Linked DNA regions of Homo sapiens: region 1 is linked to region 2. Evidence: read pairs that join two places in POLR2A ChIA-PET (ENCODE). Cell type or tissue: GM12878. All regions are shown on one strand.

Region 1 (8,000 bases), 240 kb before region 2:
ATCCGGGCTGGCCGTGCAAATCCGGGCTCATTGTCAGGCTGGCAGCATTGGCCAGGCCTGAGTAAATCAAGTGAAACAGAAGACAGATGGATGTGACCAAGTTATTGCCAAGAGGAAACAGACAAGGTAATTTTAAAGAGATGAAAAATAAGCTTTTCTACTCTGCATAATCATGGAGATGGAAAAGGTTAGATTCTTGCTTACCTTTTCAGTGCATATCTGTGTTTTTATGCATATGATTTTTGTTGTGATTTTTTTCTTTTTGACCTCATATGTTGCACCTATCTGTCATGTCACTGCTACCACTTTGCTACTTTACCTGAATATGTGAAAACGGACCTCGATTTTGAAACTCTTCCGTGGCACATTTTTCTTTTATTTGAAAAGATGCGTTTGATTTAGAAAATACAAAGGCACTCTCCTACTTTCTTTGCACCTGGGCTAAATTGGACATAGGTATCAAAATTAGCTACCTCCTCACCTGTGAAAGAGACACTGATAACAGATTGAGGGTGGGATGGGCCGGCCGTGAGGACCTGTGGTGCAGGTCGGGGTTGTCCAGGCCAGGGCAGTGTGAGTCAGGGACAAGTATGTGTTCCAGCTTTTGTGCTTGTGTCACAGAGGTCAGAAATGACAAGCAGATAGGGAAATCTGTGGCTTTGGTTTAAAATAGAGCCCAGGTAGGCCGGGCACAGGGGCTCACACCTCTAATCCCAGCACTCTGGGAGGCCGAGGCGGGCGGATCACCTGAGGTTGGGAGTTCGAGACCGCCTGACCAACGTGGAGAAACCCCGTCTCTTCTAAAAATACAAAATTAGCTGGGCATGGTGGCCTATGCCTGTAATCCCAGCTACTCGGGAGGCTGAGGCAGGAGAATCACTTGAACCCGGGAGGCGGAGGTTGCGGTGAGCCGAGATCACGCCACTGTACTGCAGCCTGGGCAACAAGAGTGAAACTCCCTCTCAAAAAACAACAAAAAAAATAGAGCCCAGGTATTGTATTTTGAAATCAATTTATATATAATATGTGTGTTCCATGCATATGTGCACATGTGTGTTCATGCAGCCATAAATCAAACATCTCTGGAAAGACACACCAGAAGCTAGTTGCTGTTGTGGTGGGAATTTGTAGCCATGGGCCAGGGGTGAGAGGAAAACTTAATTACATTGTAAACACTTTCTTTTTAAAATTTTAGAATGTGCACTTGCATTTCCCATTAAAACTAAAACATATGATAATCATCTTAACTAAAGGATATATTCTTTACAAGCATAGGAAAAATCTCAAAGTAGTCCCATTAAGCAATTTCTTCCTTGGCATAAGGGGAATAAAATCCTAGTTGTCACCTCAGTTTGAAGGGAGGTTAAAGTGGGTTATCTTTCCTTTATGACTTTACTACAGAGATGTTGAAGGGCCAAGCATATGTTCCCAAGTAAGCAAGTGGCTCTTGAGTACCATGGGTTCGGGGGCTCCTGATAGCAGTGCTACGGCAAAGATGGTGAGAACTTTGGTGTTTGTGTTGGTTGGGCCTGGATGCCACCTTCCTGGCCCTGTCATTGGTTCACCCGTATTCTTAGAAAGATCTGAGCTGGAGTGGTGGAGATTGAGAAAATGAATGAATTGGAAGAAGATTCTGAAGAAGTAGGAGTGACTGAAGAATCTGTGAGCTCCTCTATTGACAGGGAAGAGCTCCCTTCCCTGTGGCCCCCAATACAAATGTGAAAACCAATCCCAGAAAAAAACAACAACAAAGATCACTAATAGCAGTAGAAAAAAATACATTGGGGGTGGGAAATATTATATTCTAATATTAGAAGTAGGAGACTAGTTAAGGAGCTCCTGCAGCACTTCGGCCAAAAAGGAGTGAGATGGTGAAGAAGCGGGCAGTTGCAGAAATGATAGGAGTGACACCGTGCTTTCCCTCCCCTGGAAGACAGGGATCAGGATGTCGCTGCAGGTCTACTTGAAGGTATCAGTAGAAATGGACAGACAGCATCTGTATTAGTCAGTTCTTACACTGCTACAAAGACATACTTGAGACTGGGTAATTTATAAAGGAAATAGGTTTAACTGACTCACAGATCTGCAGGCTGTACAGGAGGCTTGGCTGGGAGGCCTCAAGAAACTTACAATCATGGCTGAAGGGGAAGCCAGCACGTCTTACATGGCGGGAGGAGGAGGAAGAGAGAGAGCGGGAGGAGGGAAGAGAAAGAGCGAAAGGGGAAGTGCTACATACTTTCAAATGACCAGATCTTGTGAGAGCTCTATCACAGGAACGGCAAGGGGGACACCCACCCCAACCAGGCCTTTCCTCCAACACTAGGAATTACAATTCGACATGAGATTTGGGTGGGGACACAGAGCCAAACCATATCAACATCCAAGCCTATGTCAGATCAAGGCCTAGGGAACTCGTGCAAAGGCAGTATCAAATGCATCCAACTTCGCCAGGAGGAGGGAGCTAAAGGATCAGACCAGGTGGGATGGAGAGTGAAGGGAGAAAGTGCAAGTAGATGCCAGAGTGGCCTGATTTTGTGGGTCACTTGCAGCTGCTGGTGAGCATACTAGGAGCCCTGAAGGAGACACAGGGAACACATATATGGGGATGGATAGGAGTCTGGGATCACTCACTTTCAGGCTTACGGAGTAGCTGAGTGGGTGGAGGTGTAGTCAAGAGAGATAGAGAGTTCAGGACAAAGTTTTGGGGGAGAAAATGACGAGTTCAGTTTTAAACATTTTTTTTTTCAATTTTAATTTTTCATTTTTGTGGGTCCACAGTAGGCAAATATATTTATGGCATATATGAGATATTTTGATACAGGCATGCAATGCATAATAATCACATCCATGTAAATGGGGTTTCCATTACCTCAAGCATTTAGCATTTCTTTGTGTTACAAACATTCCAACTATACTCTTTCAACTACTTAAAGATGTACAATAAATTATCATTGACTGTAGTCACCCTGTTACGCTACCAAATACTAGATCTTATTCATTCTCTCTAACTTTATTTTTGTACCCGTTAACCATCCCCACTTTCCCCTGCCTCCGACTACCCTTCCTAGCCTCTGGTAACCATCCTTCTTCTATCTCCATGAGTTCAATTGTTTTAATTTTTATCTCCCACAAATGAGTGAGAACATGTGAAGTTTGTCTTTCTGTGCCTGGCTTATTTCACTTAATATAATGATCTCCAGTTCTATCCATGTTGTTGCAAATGACAGGAACTCTTTTTTCTTTTTTATGGCTGAATAGTTCTCCACCATGTATACATACCACATTTTCTTTATCCATTCATCTGTTGATGGACAGTTAGGTTGCTTTCAGATCTTGGCTATTGTGAATAGTGCTGCAATAAACATGGGAGTCAGACATTTCTCGGATATACTGATTCCCTTTCTTTTGGGCATATACCTAGCAGTGGGATTGCTGGATCTTGTGGTAATTCTATGTTTAGTCTTTTGAGGAGCCTCCAAACTCTTCTCCATAGTGGTTGTACTAACACACATTTCTACCAAAAGTGTACAAGGTTTCCTTTTTCTCCATATCCTCTCCAGCATTCATTATTGCTTATCTTTTGGATAGAAGCCATTTTAGCTGGGTGATTGATATCTCATTGCTGTTTTGATTTGCATTTCTGTTGATCAATGATGTAGAGCACCTTTTCATATACCTGTTGATTATTTGTATATCTTTTTTTTTTGTTTTTTCTGAGATAGAGTCTCATTCCGTCACCCAGGCTGGAGTGCAGTGGCATGATCTCGGCTCACTGCAACCTCTGCCTCCTGGGTTCAAGCAATTCTCCTTCCTTAGCCTCCCGAGTAGCTGGGATTACAGGCATGCGCCACCATGCCTGGATAACTTTTGTGTTTTTAGTAGAGATGGGGCTTCACCATGTTGATCAGGCCAGTCTCAAACTCCTGACCTCAAGTGATCCCCTCACCTCGGCCTCCCAAAGTGCTGGGATTACAGGCATGAGCCACTGCACCTGGCTTGTATATATTCTTTAAAGAAATGTCTATTCAGATATTTTGTCCATTTTTAAATTGAATAATTAGATTTTTTTCCTATTGAGTTGTGTGAGCTCCTTATATATTCTGGATATTAATCCCTTGTTAAATGGATAGCTTGCAAATACGTTCTCCCATTCTGTGGGTTGTCTCTTCACTTTGTTGTTTCCTTTGCTGTGCAGAAGCTTTTGAACTTGAAGTGATCCCATTTGTGTATTTTTGCTTTGGTTGCCTGTGCTTGTGGAGCATTACTCAAGAAATCTTTGCCCAGACCAATGTCCTGTAGAGTTTCCTCAATGTTTTCTTAAAGTGTTTTCATAATTTGAGGTCTTAAATTTAAGTGTTTACTCCATCTTGATTTGATTTTTGTATACGGTGAGAGATAAGAGTCTAGTTTCATTCTTCTGCATATGGATATCCAGTTTTCCCAGGACCATGTATTGAAGAGACAGTCCTTTTCCCAATGTGTGTTCCTGGCACTTTTGTCAAAAACGAGTTCACTATAGATGCATGGATTTATTTCTGGATTCTCTATTCTTTTTTTTTTTTTTTTTGAGATGGAGTCTCACTCTGTCGCCCAGGCCAGGCTGGAGTGCAATGGCGCAATCTTGGCTCACTGCAACCTCTGCCTCCCAGGTTCAAGCGATTCTCCTGCCTCAGCCTCCTGAGTAGCTGGGATTACAGGCGTGCACCACCACGCCCAGCTAATTTTTGTATTTTTTTTTTTTTAGTAGAGACGGGATTTCACCATGTTGGTCAGGCTGGTCTCGAATCCCTAACCTCGTGGTCTGCCTGCCTCGGCCTCCCAAAGTGCTGGGATTACAGGTGTGAGCCACTGTGCCTGGCCTGGATTCTCTATTCTTTTCCATGGTCTATGTGTCTGTCATGCCATTACTGTGCTGTTTTGATTACTATAGCTCTGTAGTACAATTTGAAGTCAGGTAATGTGATTCCTCAAGTTTTATTCTTTTTGCTCAGGATAGCTTTGGCTACTCTGGTACTTTTGTGGTTTCACGTAAATTTTAGGATTTTTTTTCTATTTTGGAGAACAACGTCATTGGTATTTTAATAGAGATTACATTGAATCTGTAGATTGCTTTGGGTAGTATGCACATTTTTAACAATATTGATTCTTCCAATCCGAGAACATGAAATATCTTTCCATTTTTTTGTGTGTCTTCAACTTCTTGCATCATTGCTTGATAGTTTTCATCGTAGAGCTCTTTCACTTCTTCTTCCTTTTTTTTTTTTTTTTTTTTTTTGAGACAAGGTGGTCTCTCTCTGTTGCCCAGGCTGAAGTATGGAGTGCAGTAGTATTATCATAGCTCACTGCAATCTGAAACTACTTTGCTCAAGTGATCCTTCTAACTCGGCCTCCTGAGTATCTGGGACTACAAGCATGCACCACCACACCCAGCTAACTTTTTTACTTTTAGTAGAGATGAGGTCTTGCTATGTTATCCAGGCTGGTCTTGAACTCCTGGGCTCAAGTGATCCTCCCACCTTGTTCTCTCAAATTGCTGGGATTATAGGGATGAGCCACCATGCCCATTTCACTTCTTTGGTTAAGTTCATTCCTAGATATTTTATTTTATTTTTAGCTGATATAAATGGGATTACTTTCTTAATTTCTTTTTCAGATTGTTCAATATTGACATATAGAAATGCTACTGATTTTTGTATGTTGATTTTGTATCCTGCAACTTCACTGAATTTGTTCATCAGTTCTTTTTTCTTTTTTTTGTTTTTGAGACAGAGTCTTACTCTGTCGTCTAGGCTAGAGTGCAGTAGCACGATCTCAGCTCACTGCAGCCTCCACCTCCCAGGTTCAAGCAATTCTCCTGCCTCAGCCTCCCAAGTAGGCGGGATTACAGGCACACACCACCACAGCCAGCTAATTTTTGTATTTTTAGTAGAGACAGGGTTTCACCATGTTGGCCAGGCTGGTCTCAAACCCCTGACCTTAGGTGATCCACCTGCCTTGGCCTCCCAAAGTGCTGGGATTACAGGTGGGAGCCACTGTGTCTGGCTGTTCATCAGTTCTAATAGTTTTTTGGTAGAGTCTTTAGGTTTTTCCAAATATAGGATTCTATTATCTGCCAACAAGGATAATTTAACTCTTCCTTTCCAATTTGGATCCCCTTTATTTCTGTGTTTTATCTGATTTTTCTAGCTAGGACTTCCAGTACTATGTAGAATAACAGTGGTGAAAGTGGGCATCCTTGTCTTGTTTCAGATCTTAGAGTAAAGGCTTTCAGTTTTTCCTCATTGCCTATGACACTAGCTGTGGGCCTGTCATATATGGCTTTTATTATCTTGAGGTATGTTACTTCTATACCCAGTTTTTTTTAGGGTTTTATCATGAAGGGATGTTGAATTTTGTCAAATGCCTTTCTGCATCAGTTGAAAGGATCGTATGGTTTTTGTTTTTATTCTGTTGATATGATGCATCATATTGATTGATCTGCATGTTTTGAACCATCCTTGCATCTCTGGGATAAATTCCACTTGGTCATGATGAATGAAGTTTCAATGTGTTGTTGAATTTGGTTTGTTAATATTATTTTGAGGATTTCTGCATCAAGATTCATCAGGGATATTGGCCTGTGGTTTTCTTTATTTGATGTATCTTTGTCTAGTTTTGCTGTCAGGGTAATAATGGCCTTGTAGAATGAGTTTGGAGATATTTCCTCCCCTATTTTTCAGAATAGTTTGAGTAGGACTGGTATTAGTTCTTTAAATGTTTGGTAAAATTCACGAGTGAAGCCATTAGGTCCTAGGCTTTTCTTTACTGGGAGACTTTTTATTATGGCTTTGATCTCATCACTTGTTATTGGTCTGTTCAGCTGTTGGATTTCTTCGTGGTTCAATCTCAGTAGGTTTTATGTGTCTAGGAATTTATCCATTTCTTCTAGGTTTTCCAATTTATTGGCAGAGAGTTTCTCATAGTAACCTCTAATGATCCTTTGAATTTCTGCAATATTAGTTGTAATATCTCTTTTTTTATCTCTGCTCTTTTCTGGTTTCCATTTGCATAAAGTATCTTTTTCCATCTCTTCATTTTCAGTCCATGTGCGACTTTATATATGAAGTGTGTTCCTTGTAAGCAACAGATCATTGGGTTTTGTTTTTTAAGATCTATTAATATTCAGCCACTCGGTATCTTTTGATTGGAGAATTTAGTCCATTTACATTCCATGTTAAGAATGAATTTCTGCCATTTTGTTGTTTGTCTTCTGGTTATTTCATAGTCTTCTCTTCCTTTTTTCCTTTCTTCCTGTCTTTCTTTTAGTAAAGGTGATTTTCTCTGGTGGTATGTTTTAATTTTCTGCTTTTCATTTTTTGTGTGTGTTTTTTTATTTGAGGTTACCATGAGGCCTGCATATATAACTAGTCTTATAACTGATTATTTTAAGCTGATAATAGTGATTGCATAAACAAACTAATAAGCAAAGAGAAAACTAATAAAAACTCTACACTTTAACTCCATCCCCTACTTTTTAACTTTTTGTTGTTTCTATTTATGTCTTATTGTACTATGTCTTGAAAAGTTGTTGTGGCTATTTTTGATAGGCTCATCTTTTAGTCTTTCTACTCAAGATATGACTAGTTTACACACCACAATTACAGTGTTATAATATTCTGTTGTTTTCTGTGTTCTTACTATTACCAGTGAGTTTTGAACCTTCAGATGATTTCCTATTGCTCATTAACGTCCCTTTCTTTCAGATTGAAAAACTCCCTTTAGCATTCCTTGTAAGACAGGTCTAGCATTGATGAAATCCCTTGGCCTCTTTTTTTTTTGTCTGGGGTACAGTGGAGGAGTCTTTATTTCCCCTTCATGTTTAAGGTATATTTTTGTTGGACATACCATTTTAGGATAAAAGGTTTTTTTCTTTAGCACTTTAAATATGTCACACCACTCCTTCTTGGCCTGTAAGGTTTCCACTGAGAAGTCTGCTGCCAGATGTATTGGAGCTCCATTGT
Region 2 (8,000 bases):
TATTTTTTGTATTTTTAGTAGAGACGGGGTTTCACCATGTTGGCCAGGTTGGTCTCAAACCCATGACCTCAGATGATCTGCCCACCTCGGCCTTCCAAAGAGCTGGGATTATAGGTGTAAACCACTGCACCCAGCTGCAGTCAACTAATTTTTGACAAGGGCACCAAGAGGATACAATGGGAAAAGGATAGCCTAAGTGTAGGACCAGAAACCACACAACTCCCAGAAGAAAACGGAAGGGAAAGGTTCCTCAACATTAGCCTTGGCAATAATGTTTTGGATATCACAACAAAAGATCAGGCTACAAAAGCAAAAATAAATAAATGAGACTGTGTAAAATGAAAAAGCTCCTGTTATCAAAGGAAACACTCAGCAAAATAAAAAGGCCAGGCACAGTGGCTCACGCCTGTAATCCCAGCACTTTGGGACGCTGAGGTAGGTGGATCACTTGAGGTCAGCAGTTCAAGACCAGCCTGGCCAACATGGTGAAACTCCGTCTCTACTAAAAAATACAAAAAAATTTAGCCGGGCATGGTGGTGCATGCCTGTAATCCCAGCTACTCAGGAGGCTGAGGCAGGAGAATCACTTGAACCTGGGAGGCAGAGTTTGCAGTGAGCCAAGATCACACTACCGCACTCCAGCCTGGGCAACAGAGCAAGGCTCCATCTCAAAGAAAAAAAAAAATTAAAAAAAATAAAAATAAAAAGGCATCCTACAACCCGGGAAAAAATATTTGCAAACCACATAACCAATAAGGTTTGCAGACTATAAATCCAAAATTAATGAAGAACTCTTACAACTCAATAGCAAGAAAGCAACTAACCCCAAAAAACTCAATTTAAAAATGGGCAAAGGTCCGACCAGGTGCGGTGGCTCACGCCTGTAATCCCAGCACTTTGGGAGGCCAAGGAGGGCGGATCACGAGGTCAGGAGATCGAGACCATCCTGGCTAACACGGTGAAACCCCGTCTCTACTAAAAATACAAAAAATTAGCCAGGCGTGGTGGCGTGCGCCCGTAGTCCCAGCTACACTGGGAGGCTGAGGCAGGAGAATGGTGTGAACTCAGAAGGCGGAGCTTGCAGTGAGCTGAGATAGCGCCACTGCACTCCAGCCTGGGCGACAGAGCAAGACTCTGTCTCAAAAAAAAAAAAAAGGAGGGCAAAGGTCCTTGACACAGGGTTTGAACAAGACAAAACAAAAACAAACAAACAAAACCAGAAGAAACAAAAATGGGCAAAAGATCTGAACAGACATTTCTCTAAAGGAAACATAACAACAGGCCAGGTGCATTTGCTCTTCTCTGTAATCCCAGCATTTTTGGAGGCCAAGGCAGGAAGAATGTTTGAGCCCAGGTGTTCAAGACCAGCCCAGGCAACATAGTGAGATCTTGTATCCACAAATAAGAATTTTTAAAAAATTAGTTGGGTCTGATGGCACACATCTGTGGTCCCAGCTACTCAGGAGACTGAGGTGGGAGAACTGATTGAGCCTGGGCAGTTAAGTCTGCAGTAAGCTATCATCACACCACTGCACTCCAGCCTTGGTGACAAAGTGAGACCTTGTTTCAATTAAAAAAAAAAGAAAGAAAGAAATTGTGGTATATATATACCACATATATATAGTGAATATTATTCAGCCCTAAAAAAGAAGGAGCTCCTGCCATTTGCCACAACATAGATGGACTGGAGGACCTTATGCTAAGTAAAATTATCTTGTATTAGGGCGTCTTGTGGAATAAGTAGACTTTAGCTGCTCTTTCACAAAAAAAGTAACTATGTGAGATGACAGATATGTTAATTTGCTTCATAATAGTCACCAACTTACTTTCTATCTGTATTCAATAGCATATAAACCTCAAATATACACAAAATTTATTTCAAAAATATCGAGTCAGGTAGGCACAGTGGCTCTTGCCTATAATCCCAGCACTTTGAGTGGCTGAGGCAGGCAGATCGCTTGAACCTAGGAGTTCAAGACCAGACTGGGTAACATTGTGAGACCCTGTCTCAATAAATAAATAAATGAAAGTCATGTGGATTTGTCATTCTGAGTCTGTGTGATTTCATGGCATTGGGATTATCCATGTGGAGACATTCTCATTTACGAGTGTGTCCTTGCGGCAAAAATTTCCCCAACCTACTGCCCAGCAGCTGCTTCTCAGACACACTTGTGATCCGGAGCTGCCATCAACAAAACGTCTCCATAGAAAACGTGGATCTGTTTCATTCCTGACTGGCAGTTGCTGATCTGCATTGCACAACAGTGCTTTTTTTGTTTTGTTTTGTTTTTAGCTGAAACTTGGTGGCTAATGAATAAAGAATGGATTCTCTAGTAGAAGTTTTCCCATAGACTAACACCAGAGTTTCCACAGTGTTCTGGGGGAAAAAAAAAAAAATCAACAACATTATTTTGTTTTTAAAGAGCAAGTTTTTCAAAAACTCAGCTAATTTTAATTTTTTTTTCCCAGTTCCAACCCCTCCAGGAGCCTTACTCGTAGAAGATGGTCATTCTTTGGATCAATATCTTGACTTATATCAGCCACGAAATGGTAGCATCATATACATCATATAGATAAAGACAGTTTTGAGCCTTTGAAAGTTGGATGAAATGAAATTAGTTTCTATTTCCCTAGGTAATCTAAATGAAAAAAACTGTATATTTTATTTGAAGTCCATTGCATTTATTGCATTTATTTTTTAATTTATTTTCGACATGGAGTTTTGCTCTGTCACCCAGGCTGGAGTGCAGTGGCGTGATCTCGGCTCACTGCAACCTCCACCTCCTGGGTTCAAGCAGTTCTCCTTCCTCAGCCTCCCGAGTAGCTGGGATTACATGCATGCACCACCAAGCCCAGCTAATTTTTGTATTTTTAGTAGAGACGGAGTTTCAACCATGTTGGCCAGGCTGGTCTCCAACTCCTGACCTCGTGATCTGCCTGCCTCGGCCTCCCAAAGTGCTGGGATTATAGGCATGAGCCACTGCGCCCCACCAGTCCATTGCATTTATATTTCACAGAAACAGTTATTGGAGAAAATGATAGGAGGTCTTGCTCCGTGAGCCAGTCCCTCTCTTTGCCATCTCTGGAATGACAGAAACACCACTGGCCTAGGAACAGATCTGTTTCCAGGCCCAGTTCTGCCCCCAATTAACCACATCACTTCACCTCTTCATGCTTTCGTGCCCTCCTGAGCTGGGAGACACCACCCTCAAGAAGCACATCCACAAAAGGATGGTGTCTAATGGCCTTCTGGCACCAGCGCTGTGCAAAGCGGCATGAATGGAGCATTCTCAAGGTTAAACATATGGCACATTACAGCCGATTTCCTTTTCATTACTGCCACTTCCTCTGCGGTCACTAATTTCAGGTTGTCTGGAGCTTACAAAAAGAGACATGCAAGTATGTGTGTCTGTGTGTGTGGTGGAGTGGGAGGGACCTTTTGAGGGTTCATTGCAAGAGTTAGATGAGAATAAAACAGAAAGGAGCTAGGCTAGAATGCAGCCATTGCTCCCCACTTAGAAACACACACGGGCTGGAGGCAGATGAATTGCAGAACTCACAGATACAGCTTTGTCTGCCACCCACTGTTTCACAGGCCGCAGAGACACAGCAGAGGCAATCCCAGGCGGATAAACCCTGGGTGATGGCACCGATAGACCATCACAATGACTGTGCACAGTTTCCGTAACCAAACCTGAAACCAGGCAAACCCCATTTCAGGTGTCATTACCAGCCCCGCATTCGCTGCCAAGGGTCCCAAGCCTTCTAGGGGACTGAAGGCCAAGTTTCACTAGCTTGGATGCTATTACCAGGCAAAATTAAAGTGGAAGAATTAATCTGCCTCCGGCACATGCTCTAGGTTTATCAGTTTGTTTCAGATAAAGCCTGAAAATTCCACGTATTTGTTGTCTACAATTCAGAAGGCAAAGACAGATTTAGAAGTACAATCACCGGTATTTCATCTTAGGGCCATTGAAACCTGAGCCTATGTTCTTTCCCCACAGTGGTAGACTGCATTCCTAGTTGGAGGCATTCAGCTCCATCTGGTCGTTTCATCCCCGGTTAGATAATACCAGACGTATCTATGTAACATACAAGCCACTGTCAAATAGCACTGAGCCATCTCCCTGAGACAGCTGTTTCACACAAGGGCTTCATTGTCTGAGAAGAGCTCGTATCATTTTACTTCAAGTGCTGCGGGAACAAGCATTCTGTCAGCTGTCTTGGCTTGGAGGAAACCTCACTCACTGCAGTTTCATTATTTTATTATCAAGCCAAAAAAAAAAAGGTACTGTCGACGGTTGGGGTTGAAGGTTTAAAACAAGAACTAAAGTCTTTGCTCTGCTTTGCATTTATCAGGGAAAACAGTAACTCCAGGCACCCAAAGAATGTATAGTTACACTGTTCAAAAGATAGCTTGAGGCTCCTGGCTACTCCAAATGCTTGTTTTCGGTCTGCCTTTTGTTACCCACATTTAGTCAGTTTCAGGTGAACTAGGAAGGTGTTTTCCAGCCCTGTGAGGCCAAAAGCAGCTGTCACAATTAGCATAATGACATCACAAAATAATTAATAACTAAATAACTATTTAAAATTAGATAGACTCTTTCTTCTTCAACTCTCTAATAGAGAAAGATGATTACAACTACCCCACATGCAATATCTGAACCTCAAATTTCCAGTGAGTAAACAGGTTATTTTCCAAACTTTTTTTTTTTTTTTTTTTTTTGCCATGGATGCACTGTATTTTGAATTCAGGGAGTCAATTAACAAAATACATTCTTACATGAATATGAACATGAACATGGTTGTTCTGCTTATCTTTAGCTGCTGCTGCCTATTTCTGAGTTTTTGTTTTTTTAGTTTTTTTTGTTTTGTTTTGTGTTTGTTGTTTTTTGTTTGTTTGAGACAGAGTCTCCCTCTGTCTCCCAGGCTGGAGTGCAGTGGCACGATCACGGCTCACTGTAGCCTCGACCTCCTGGGCTCAAGCAATGCTCTCACCTCAGCCTCATGAGTAGCTGGGACCACAGGTGCATGCCACCAAGCCTGCCTAATTAAAAAAATATATATTTTTGTAGAGATAGGGTCTCTGTTGCCCAGGCCAATCTTGGACTCCTGGGCTCAAGCGATCCTCATGGCATGGCCTCCCAAAGTTCTGGGATTACAGGCAGGAGCCACCACGCCCAGTGGGGGTATTTTAAAATTGTGATAAAATAGACATAAGATTTGCCATTTTAACCACAGTGAAGTGTACCATTCGGAGGCATTATGTACATTCACCAAACATTTTAAAATATTTAAAAATTGGGATAATTCTGGTACCCCACAAAATAAATTGCGTGATTAGAATCTTCCGTTTTTTCCCTCTATCCTATTTATCTTTTCATGATGACTTCAAGACCAGATCTCCTGGGGGGATTTTGTTATGGCACCACGTTTGTCAGGCACCCTGAAGAGAGGCCCTCCTTCTGCAGGTCTGAAACATCCCTTGGCTTGGCCAAGGGATAGAGGTATCTGTACTTGACCCATTTATCGAAGCTATTTTTCTGGTGTGCACAGAATTAAAACAAACAAAAGCTGGTTGCTTAGAATTTGGCTATGCCTGCCAAGTGGGATTGGCCTCTCTTCCTTACCGCCCCTCTTACAAAAAAAGAAAAGGTTAAGTCAGAGAATTGGTGAAACAAAGGCCCTCTGCAACTCTAGGCCCAGTTATCAGAACAGAGTGGTGCTTGCCAAGGAGTCAGGGACAGATCTGCATGGCGGGCTTTAAGGAGGACAGTGCCAGGCAACGCAAAGTATCATTATCTTGTCAAATGTTATTCATGTGTATCTGTTCTATCAGACACTTCTGTTTTCTGTGACCTTGGACAAGATACTGCCAGAGAACTGTTGTGAGGGCAAATAAAACAGCACCTGTCAAAGTCTCTAGGCCATCGTCAGGGGTATTGTGAGGGCAAGATGAATATTCTTTCATGCACTGATATTTTCCCTTCTTCCTGGAGAGGGTTGCTACTGCTTTATGGTCCAATTCTCCCTGATCTGGATTGGCCGCATTTGAAATTGGTGACTCTGTCCTGGGCGCAGGGTTTGCCACGGCACTGACTAGAATTTTGGAATCCCAGTAGTTTGAAGCTCCTATTTCGTGTCTCTCAAAGTATGAAAAAATAGAGAAAGCCTTCAAGTGTTTGTGGAATGGAACTGTGTCTTAAGAATGAGACAGGACACACAAGGTTCATCTGGACTAGCCACCTGTCCCACACGGAAGTGCTTTCCATCACTTCTGTGGCAGGTGCCCATCTCTCTCTTCCACATCCTTGTCCTGATCAGAAGAGCTCATCATCTGTCACGGGAACACCTTTCCAGCTTTTGGCAACAAGAACTGTTAGTTACTTGCTATGGTCTGAATGTCTGTGCTCCTCTAAAACTCATATGTTGAAACCTAATTACCAATGTATAAATAGTAAGACAGGGGGCCTATAGGAGGTGAGTTGGTCACAGGGGCAGAGTCCTCATGAATAGGGTTACTACGCTTATCAAGGAGGCCCAGGAAGCTTGTCTGCTGCCTCCATCGTGAGGCTGCAGCAAGAAGGCGCCATCTTTGAAACAGAGAGCAGCCCTTGCCAGACACCAAACCTGCCAGTATCTTAATCTTGAACTTCCCAGCCTCCAGAACTGTGAGCAATAAATTTCTATTGTTTATAAATTACCCAGTCTAGGGTATTTTGTTATAGCAGCCTGAAAGGACTGAGGTATTACTTATTGAAGTTTTTTTTTAGCTAATTAGGAAGAAAGGTTTTGCTAAGTAAAATACTTTTATAAAACAGAATTTCCAGAATATTTCAAGGACTCAAATACATATTTACTGATCCCCTGTTATGCGTCAGAGGGTCTGGTGATATGAAGATGAGTAAGACAAGAATAATTTCTGTTTTCAGAAAGCTTACTTTTTAGTGGAAGAGAAAGATACATCGGTTATTATAAAATAATGTGGGAAGTACCTGAAGGACAAATACACAGGGCATTACAGGAGCACCAGGGCGATACCCAGTTCAGCTTGAACAACAAATTAGGCCTGGAACAACAGATGGTTGGGCAGTTCCCTCATGTTCATTATCTTGGGACTTTGCCAGCAGTGTACATTTCAAAATACAAATACGTTTCTCTTTCATCCTGAACATAGGCTGAGAAGCTGGTTTTCTGACAAGATTTTCAACCTTTCAAATATATGTTATTGTATTACAATACAACTGACTTGTTTTCCTAGCTCCTTTAGTTTTTCCTAAATCTTTATACAATGAGTATCCTCACACATCATTATAGAGTTGGGTTGAGAGAGGTAGATCAAGTCTCAGACTGAAAGGCCCATTAAAAGAAAACAACAGATAAGTAGTTTCCAAGAGTCCTGTTGAAAGCCAGCCAGGAGCTGGGTGGGTGGCTCATGCCTGTAATTCTGGCATTTTGGGAGGCAGAAGTGGGGGGATTGCTTGAGGCCAGGAGTTTGAGATCAGCCTGGGCAACACAGTGAGAATCTATCTCTATAAAATTTTTTAAAAATTAGCCAGGCATGGTGGTGCACACCTGTAGTGACAGCTCCTCATGAGGCTGAGGTGGGAGGATCACTTGGGCCCAGGACGTCCAGGCTACAGTGAGCTATGATCCCATCACTGCACTCCAGCCTGGGTCACAGGGCAAGACTCTGCCAAAAGAAAGAAAAGAAAACCAAAGAAAGGAGGGAAGAAAAAGAAAGAAAGAGAGAGAGAGAACACCAATCAGGAAGCTAGAAGGAGAACCAAATTTGAGAATTGAAATCTGAAAGTTTGTGCCATTGAGCAGTGGCACGGGATGTCATTGTTCCTTAGTTGCTGGCATTTTTCCTAGGAAAATCTGATAAACTGTGAGTATGTCCACAAGGAGAAAAGTGAATAAGATGATCCAACTAAGACTTTCTTACTGAAAACTACCCCTGCTCCCACTGCTGCTGAGACATACCTTGTTTACCTGTC

The links. ChIA-PET counts read pairs that join two places held together with the same protein. Peaks named below come from ENCODE experiments on the same cell type or tissue, not always from the same donor. Only the 100,000 strongest peaks of a DNase experiment are listed, where the experiment ranks them.
Region 1: POLR2A ChIA-PET joins it to region 2 with 10 read pairs; 3 of 35 experiments call an interaction of 5 or more read pairs at or near these places.

What each region holds. Positions count from the first base shown.
Region 1 is chr18:3,284,134-3,292,133 of GRCh38, forward strand. No RefSeq gene overlaps it. Among named protein-coding and RNA genes, the nearest start is that of MYL12-AS1, 26 kb to the left of the region's middle. In GM12878, no CTCF peak of the experiment used is centred here; no DNase peak of the experiment used is centred here.
Region 2 is chr18:3,522,707-3,530,706 of GRCh38, forward strand. The region is part of intron 10 of DLGAP1 (DLG associated protein 1); the gene reads right to left. Among named protein-coding and RNA genes, the nearest start is that of GAPLINC, 60 kb to the left of the region's middle. RefSeq lists an enhancer at 3,457-4,201 and a silencer at 3,965-4,259. In GM12878, no CTCF peak of the experiment used is centred here; DNase peaks (open chromatin) are centred at 3,385, 4,184 and 4,322; H3K4me3 peaks cover 1,501 bases; H3K27ac peaks cover 702 bases.